2 separate regions of the Homo sapiens genome follow, and region 1 is linked to region 2. A link is an interaction called in ENCODE POLR2A ChIA-PET data of the cell type or tissue named here. Cell type or tissue: Panc1. All regions are shown on one strand. Links, peaks and the distances in the headings refer to the core of each region. The heading gives the core; the rest is flanking DNA.

Region 1 (4,393 bases), core at 83-4,082, 96 kb after region 2:
TTTCTGAAAGTGAAACTACGTTTTGCAAGGAAAAAGGATACTCTTGGAGGCATAGTAAAACATTGCGTTATAGTCATTACTAAGAAATTGCACAACTATCATTCTGAGATACCAGCGCTAGTTTTGTTGTTTTTTGTTTTGAGGCTGATGGAGCCTTACTCTATTGCCCAGGCTGGAGTATGGTGACGCAATCTCGGCTCACTGCAACCTCCGCCTCCCGGGTTCAAGTGGTTCTCCTGCCTCAGCCTCCTGAGTAGCTGGGATCACAGGCACTTAACACCACGCCTGGCTAATTTCTATATTTTTAGCAGAGACGGGGTTTCACTATGTTGGCCAGGCTCAGACTCCTGACCTCAGGTGATCCGCCCACCTCTGCCTCCCAAAGTGCTGGGATTACAGGCGTGAGCCACCATGCCGGGCCCCCAGCGTTAGTTTTATGAAGAATTGGACTGTGTATAACAGAAACAAACACATACATACTGCAAACTTGGAGTCTTAATGGTATTTAATCAAAAGCAATTCAATTCACTGTTTAAAAACCTTTGCCACATTACCTATTCACTTTATAAAAATCACGTTCATCATCATGGAGATGAAAAAGGTTCCTTGTTAATGGCGAGTAAGTGGGTGGCTGCAGAAGACTGTGCAAAGATACAGACATAAAGGAAGAGAGAAATTGGGCAGAGAGGGCGTGGGGTATGGGAAGTAGAAGAAAGGACACATGTCATTAAGAACAAGTCGTTCTGTGAAACAGGAATTTGAACTAATAAATCCTGTTGTCTAATGGAATGCACCCAAGAAGAAAATAAACAGCTCAGTTGGTTGAAGACAGATTTCTAAGAAGTTTTTCTTATTGAGTACCCAAGGGAAAGCCAGTATTTCAGAAGCTCTGGTGTCCATGGTCAAATGGTATTTTCAAACAACTGTGGAGAGAAGTCAAGATGCATACACTTGGAGTCATTAAATAATGAGGAAGACAAGGTGGTGAGAAATCATTGCTAAACTGCAGTTCACCCCGTGCCTGCCAACAGATACAGAGCAGACAAGCTTGTGTTCCTGAGGTTACGCTGCTCTCATTTAGAGCACCACTAAGCCAAATGAAGAATATTACTTATATATAGCAGACTCTTCCTCAGGGAGGAACCCGAGGAAAGTCACAAAAAAAGTAGAGGAAGCCGAAAGAGTGTTTTTAGTCTCACACATCCTGTACTTTTTTTTCAGCTGCTATTTTGAAAGATAAACATTACATTTGTGGTTGAGTCGTCTTCCAGGTTAGAGAAAACAAAACAATATGGTTGTGAAAAGAAGAGGCCTGTGATGGAGCTAATGACCTTGGAAAGGCAGACTGCTTTCCTGGTTTTCAAAACAAAACAAACCAAAACAAACCATTTTTAAAAAGTGGTTGAACAACGGTAAAGCCCTTGCATCTATCTCCAGTGCCCCTAGGCCCCCAGCTGGTTCTAGAGTGACCTAGACACAAAGATGCTCTGTCCAGTGTGAGCAGAGGAATGGCATGCCGTCCCTGTATAGCCAATTCCACCTTCAGCTTTCATTCGATTGGCATTTTGTAGGCAGGAAGTTGTGTTCAACTCAGGTTTTATTGAAACTAGGGCATTTCTATATTCTTCTTAATTTGAAAATGAAAGCAAATTTTATTTAGGAAGCTAGTGGAGTTTTCTTGTGGGTTTGAAGGCAATCTCACTTTACCAATGGGTCAATTCCATAGATCCTTTTGTTTCCTATTAGATACCAAAAGTGGCTCCTACTTACTATATCCAAAACCCTGCTGTCATCACACAGGGCACCGCTAAAGCCTATAGTCAGCTGAGAGATCAGAGAATTTGAGAGGAAGAAACCAACCTATATGGCATTAGTAGAGCAGTGGGTGGAAATGCCTGCTGGTCTAGATATTATTGGGCCTCCTTGAGAAATTACTCAATATGACTGATAACATGTGTTGAAAGGTGTTGCAGAGTGGCTTCCTTTATACAGTCTACAGTGGAATTGACTTGTAATGGTGCCATTAGGTCGGAATTGGAAGACAGATAGGGATCCAGAAGACCCCAGATGCATGATTCTTAAACCTCCCAATAATAAAATATATTGTTGATTGGCATTGTGTTAGGATTCCTATGGCTGCTCTAACAAATTATCACAAATTTTGTGGCTTAAAACAACTGAAATTTATTCTCTCACAGTTCTGGAGGCAAGAAGTCCTAAATCAGTGTCACCAGGCAGAAATCAAGGTACTGGCAGAGCTGTCCTCCCTCCAGATGCTCCAGGTGAGAATCTGTTCTCTGCCTTTTCCAGTTTCTGACATTCTTTGGTTTGTGGCTTTATCACTTCATTCACTCCATCTTCAAATTTTTCTCTGCTCCTTCACATCATCCTCTCTCTCTCAATCTCTCTCTCTCTCTCTCTCTGTGTCTGTGTGTGTGTGTGTGTGTGTGTGAGAGAGAGAGAGAGAAAGAGAGAGAGAGAGAGATCTCCCTCTCCTTCTCTCTTATAAGGACATTTATAATGACATTTACAGCTCACTGGATAATCCTGGATAATCTCCCCATGTCAAGATTCTTAATCACATCTGCAAAGACCCTTCTTCTATGTAAGGTAATGTTTATAGTTTCTGGGGATTAGAACCTTATATCTTTGGGATCATCATTCAGCCTACTATAGGCATGCACTCTGTTCTCTCTCACATACATAGTAACACTCGATATATATACTAGGAGTCATCACTGGACGACTTGGAGAACACTAACTAATAAGTGCTTATTTTGAGCACCTGCTCTGTGCTGAGCTCTGTCCAAGTTGCAGCAACAAAACAAAGGAAGTGTGAAACACAACCTCTGCCTTGAAGTAAAAGACAAATATGGTTGGAAGAAAAGACTCATACACAAGTGACATAAATAGAAACTCTACAAAACAGAAGATAGTCATATAGTATAGATTATAAATGCTATGAGTTCAAATAAAGGAGATCTTTATTTAAAAAGAATAGAAAATATTAGCAATTTTAAAGCCTGCAGTTTTTCAGAGACAATCTACATTTTTCACTATTTGGGGAGTTCCATATAAAATTACTTGTAACACCTACAAGGCACAAGTGAATAAAAAACTGGATGATTAAATAACCTTAGTGGTATTATTGACTTTTGCAAAAGCTTGAAGCAGTATCTTATATCCAACTGGTCATCTTTGTTATTAATTATAATTGGATGTTGATGATACTCTGTATTGAAGAACAAATTGGTTTGTAGAAGATGAATTTCTTTCTTTTTTTTTTTTTGAGACAGGGTCTCACTCTGTTGCCCAGGCTGGAGTGCTGTGGTGCTATCACAGCTCACTGAAGCCATGACCTCCCAGCCTCAGGTGATCCTCCCCGCTCAGCCTCATGAGTAGCTGGGACTACAGGCACATGCCACCATGCCCAGCTAATTTTTTGTAATTTTCTTTGTAGCGACGGGGTTTTGCCATGTTGCCCAGGCTGGTCTTGAGCTCCTGGGCTCAATCTATCCACCCACCTTGGCCTCCTAAAGCGATAGGCTTAAAGGTGCAAACCACCACGCCCAGCCGGAATCAGAACTATCGATAAAATGGGGCATATTACCAGAAACAAGATGTATATGCTTGAAAGTGTTCAGTGGGCATTGTGGTGGATGTTCAAACACTCATTCCAGTCCAATTATATTGCCACGTATTTGTTTCTGTATTGGGTACCTACAAGGAGGAGATAGTCCCTTCTTCCTCTAGACTTTGCCATATCTGGATATGATGCTTGGGATTACTTAGCCACTTTGCTACCAATATTTGCAAATCTAAGAGCTGGATAGAACTTGGTGTATGATGGCATTACTGAAAGGATATATTGAGCAACTGCAGATTTTGCCCTGTTCAGACCTCTTATTAACTGAGTTAAGACAATTCCTTCTTCTTTAAATCAGTCTTTATTTGGTTTCCTAATATTGTACTACACAGAATCTTAACTGATACAAAGTATAAAAATAAAGAAACCGTATATGTCTTAATGCAATTTTAAAAAGAGAAAGCAACAAAATACAGAATTTATATGAAAATATGTAACTGCTAGGAATGGTTAACTCTTAAATGGGATTTATTTGGTATTTATTATAGGTTGGACATTGGACTAAATTCTTTATATATACTAACTAATTTAATCTTTACAGTACTTCTAATTAGGTGGTTACCATTATCATCCCCATTTAGGAGATGACAAAGTATCTGCTGTTAATTTGCTAGTAATTGGCAGAGCCAGGATTAGACCCCAGGCAGTCAAATTCTAGACTCTAATTCCAGGCACTGTAATTCCAGTGCTCTAATGCATTATGCTAGACTGCCTCTTGCTTCTTTATTCCTCTCTGATTTTTTTTTT
Region 2 (4,393 bases), core at 70-4,069:
GACGACAGCATCGATCAGGAAATCCAGACGTTTTGACCCTCAAGGCATAGTCGGGGAGTTTGCTGGCCAGAGGTGAGAGCTGCTCGCAGGCTGCCCAGGGCCCACTTTCACCGCCTGGCCCCAACAGCCAGACCAGTGGCCCCAAGGCCCCCCTCTCTAAAACACCGGACCCGCTGCTGAGCTGCAAAAGGAAACGTAGAGGCGGCGGCCATGCCATGAGGCCGTCCACGCCCAAGAAAACGCGGGAGGTGGTGAAAGATGGTGGCCAGGATGCCGACCACAGCCAGGCGTGAGCCGTGCCCGGCCATGAGGGGCGGGACCTGCCCGTCCAGGGCAAAGCCAGCGAGGTCCCGGGAGGGGAGGGCGCAGCCAAGGGGCCCGGCGACACTCGCATGACGCAGGGCCAGGGTAAGACAGACGAGGTGAGGCACCTGGACGAGAAGGAGAGCTCCGAAGACAAGAGCAGCTCCCTGGACAGTGACGAGGACCTGGACACGGCCATCAAGGACTTAAGGTCCAAGCGAAAGCTCAAGAAGAGGTGCAGGGAACCCAGGGCTGCGTGCAGGAAGGTCAGGTTCAGCACTGCCCAGATGCACTTCCTGGAGCAGCTGGGCGGGCTCCCGAGAGACTGGAAAGACAGAAGCCCGCCGGTGCTTAATAGCTGACTCTCCAAGTCCAAGAGAGACAGCGGCGAGGGTCCAGGGAACAAACCTCCCAGTGTCTGTGGCAGTATGGCAGAGAAGACGAAGCAGGAGGGCGTCAGGAGCCAGGACACGGCCCCGGCCTTCCGAGTGAGGGGATGCGCCTCTGCCTCCGCCTCTGAAGGGAATCCATTTCCCCAGGGAATGCCAGGGCCCAGCTCCCAGCCCCGGCTCCCTGTCTGACGACAGGAGTTCAGTGGACAGTGACGAGAGCATCGAACTGTAGATTAGTAAGTTTTTGGCGGAAAAGGCCAAGGAGTCTGAGCAGTTCAGAAGTTCAGGCAGAGGGCCCTGCTGCTCTCGGGAAATGGGGCTCATTCAGGCCAGAGTTGCTGTGCAGGAAGGAGCGGGCCCCACCGCCTGGCGTGTGCACGCGGAGTCAGTGGGCCAGGGGGGTCCCACAGCCGGCAGAAGGGCCATGAGGTGCAGAGAGCGCTGGAGCACAGGGCACAGCCGACCTGTTCAGCCAGGGCAGGAAGGGGCTCCCCGCTGCTCCCGCCCAAGGGGATCCGGCACCGCCCAGGAGCACCAGTGGCAGTGTCTCCGCCAAGGGGCTCTCAGCGAGCAGGAGAAATGTTTACATTCAGAAAGACCAGCGCTCACGAGGGGCCGAGCATGCTGCCAGAAGTGCTTTTATTCAGCTGCCCAGCAGTGCCACAGCGGGCACCGAGGCCGGAGGTGCTGGGGGGAGCTTTCACATGGGCTGCGGGAGCCGGGGCTTCCTGACCCCTAGCCAGGAAGCTGAAAGGGACTCTGGAGCCCAGGCTGACCACACCCTGCCCTCGAGCGACTTCACCCACCGGAACCCGTGCGCGCTGCGCTCGGAAAGTAGAGATGCGGAGTGGAGGCGGGGCGTCGGGAGCGGGAAAGACAAGGGGTCCGAGGGCCCCGCCTGGGGCCTGCCCAGCCTACCCCTTGTGGGCTTCTCCCCGCGCTGTCCACCCAGCTCTTCCATTTTGGAAAGGGTGTCTCCCAGGGGGGCAGGCAGGCCAGCCTCTTCAGCCCGACATGGGGCTGCCTCCACAGGGCCCGTCCTTCTCTGCCTTCAGGGAGGCCCAGGCCGGGCCCAGCCCTGTCTTTGGAAGCCCACACTTGCTGGCGAAGAAGGACGGCGGGCCCTGGCCAAGCAGCAAGGCACAGACAGGGCGGAGTTTGCCCGACAGGAGGAACTCGGGCTCGGAGGAAAGCATTTTAGACCTGAGGTATTGACGAAGGGTCATCGATAGGGACGACCAGGACCAGGGCACCTTGGGCGGGCACGCCTTGGTTAGTGACGCCAGTGACTTCAGCGACACTCCGCGCACGGAGGACAGTGGCGGCAGCTCAGCAGTGAAGGTCTAAGCCCTCGAGTTGTGGGTTTGCGTCCCGGTTTGCGTGCATTTGTGGAAAGGAGCGTATCTGTGCGTGTATCCGTGTGTGTGTGTGTGTGTGTGTGTGTGTGTGTGTGTGTGTGTGTGTGTGTGTGTGTGTGTGTGTGATGGTTCTGTGGTTGCAGGGAGGAGAAACAGGAGTCGGTTATACATAGCCCTGTATAGACGTACACCAACATGAAACAATGCTTTTATTTAACAGATGTGTCCTGGTAAATATGATTTCTGTAGCTTTCTGTAAATTATTTAAAGTGATGTAAAAAATATTTTTAGAAAATACTGTTGTTCAATTTTGTAGGGTGTTCCTAATTGCAATTTCCTGTGTTCTGCATACAAGTCTTAGATTAGAAAACATTTGGTTCTTATCATCGCAGCCAAGTTCACAGAGACTCTGATGTTTTTTGGTTGATTGCTGGTGAGAATGTCCGTCGGTGGCTGCAGTGGTAGCCTGAGGAAGGCAGAGCTGCCCTCCCCGGGAATCGCTCAGATGCCCCAAAGTGTCCGTCGGGAAGCTCGCAGGACAGCACTTTTTATACAGAGGACACCCCCGCCCCCCACCGCCCCCCTGGTCCTTGGAGGCCAGAGCACATTTGAAAACTGCAGTCACAGCTGTCCGCTGGAAAAAACGATTTAAAGCACAATGGCCAGCAAGCACGTGAGAGCTCCCTGTTGCATGTGAAATCCCCGCGGATGTCAGCGGCTGCTCTGCAGCTCAGCCCTGGGCCTGGGTGGATTCATGTCCAATCTTTCTGAATCACTAGATGATTCTAACATCTAAATAAACCCCTTTTTATATGGAAAATAAAGTAAAAAAACAATAGATGTTGGCGAGGATGCAGTGAAAAGGGAATGCTTATACACTGTTGGTGGAAATGTAAATTAGCACAACCTCTATGGAAAACAGTGTGAGGATTTCTCAAAGAACTAGAAGCAGATCAACCATTCGATCCAGCAATCCCACTACTGGGTATCTACCCAAAATAAAAGAAGTCATAATATCAAAAAGAAACCTGCACTTGTTTATTGCAGCACAATTCACAACTGCAAAAGTATGGAATCAACTGAAGTGCCCATCAGCCGATTAGTGGATAAAGAAAGTGTGGTATATAGCTCAACAAACTAGGCATTGAAGGAACATACTTCAAAATAATAAGAGCCATCTATGACAAATCCACAGCCAACATCATACTTAAGAGGCAAAAGTTGAAAGCATTCCCCTTGAAAGGCAGAACAAAATAAGGATGCTCTCTCTCACCACTCCTATTCAACATGGTATTGGAAGTCCTAGCCACAGCAATCAGACAAGAGAAGGAAATAAAGAGCATCGGAATAAGAAAAAAGGAAGTCAAACTATTCCTGTTTGCAGATGATGATTTTACACCTAGAAAATCCCATAGTCTCTGATCAAAAGTTCCTTCAGCTGATAAGCAAAGTTTCAGGATATAAAATCAATGTACAAAAATCACTAGCATTCCTGTGTACCAATACCCAAGCTGAGAGCCAAATCAAGAATGCAACCCACTCACAATAGCCACAATAAAGAATAAAATATCTAGGAATACAGCTAACTAGGGAGGTGAAAGCTCTCTACAAGAATTACAAAACACAGCTCAAATAAATCAGAGATGACACGAACAAATGGAAAAACATTCCATGCTCATGGATAAGAAGAATCAATATCATTAAAATGGCCACACTGCCCAAAGCAATTTACAGGTTCAATGCTGTTTCTATCAGACTACCAATGACATTATTCACAGAGTTAGGAAAAAGAAAAAAAAAATCTATTTTAAAATTCATATGGAACTGAAAAAGAGCCCGAATAGTCAAGGCAACCCTACACAAAAAGACCAAAGCTAGAGGCATCACATTACCCAATTTCATCCTTTGAAAAGATGTAGTTCAAAGGATACGAAGTAGCAAATACATAGGATGAACAAGTCCAGAGATCTAATATACAACATGAGGACTATAATAAATAAAATGGTACTGTATTAGAGATTTTTGTTAAATACATAGATTTTAGCTGCTTTTTCTTTTTTTTTTTGCCCAGGCTGGAGTGCAGTGGCACGACTTCGGCTCACTGCAACCTCCGCCTCCCGGGTTCAAGCGATTCTCCTGCCTCAGCCTCCAGAGTAGCTGGGACTACAGGCGCATGCCACCACACCCAGCTAATTTTTTGTATTTTTAGTAGAGACAGGGTTTCACCATGTTGGCCAGGCTGGTCTCAAATTCCTGACCTCAAGTGATCCACCCACCTCGGCCTCCCAAAGTGCTAAGATTACAGGCGTGAGCCTCCGTGCCCAACTGATTTTAGCTGCT

What was found. Peaks named below come from ENCODE experiments on the same cell type or tissue, not always from the same donor. Only the 100,000 strongest peaks of a DNase experiment are listed, where the experiment ranks them.
Region 1: POLR2A ChIA-PET joins it to region 2 with 7 read pairs; 15 of 35 experiments call an interaction of 5 or more read pairs at or near these places.

Annotation. Positions count from the first base shown.
Region 1 is chr13:48,218,288-48,222,680 of GRCh38, reverse strand. It overlaps LOC105370198 (a long non-coding RNA gene), which reads left to right and starts at 372. Exons shown (of 6, transcript XR_007063792.1): 1 at 372-2,282. In Panc1, for the core only: no CTCF peak of the experiment used is centred there; no DNase peak of the experiment used is centred there; H3K4me3 peaks cover 372 bases; H3K27ac peaks cover 115 bases.
Region 2 is chr13:48,314,505-48,318,897 of GRCh38, reverse strand. All of the region lies in intron 2 of RB1 (RB transcriptional corepressor 1), which reads right to left. It also overlaps the pseudogene PPP1R26P1. Among named protein-coding and RNA genes, the nearest start is that of RB1, 13 kb to the right of the region's middle. In Panc1, for the core only: no CTCF peak of the experiment used is centred there; no DNase peak of the experiment used is centred there.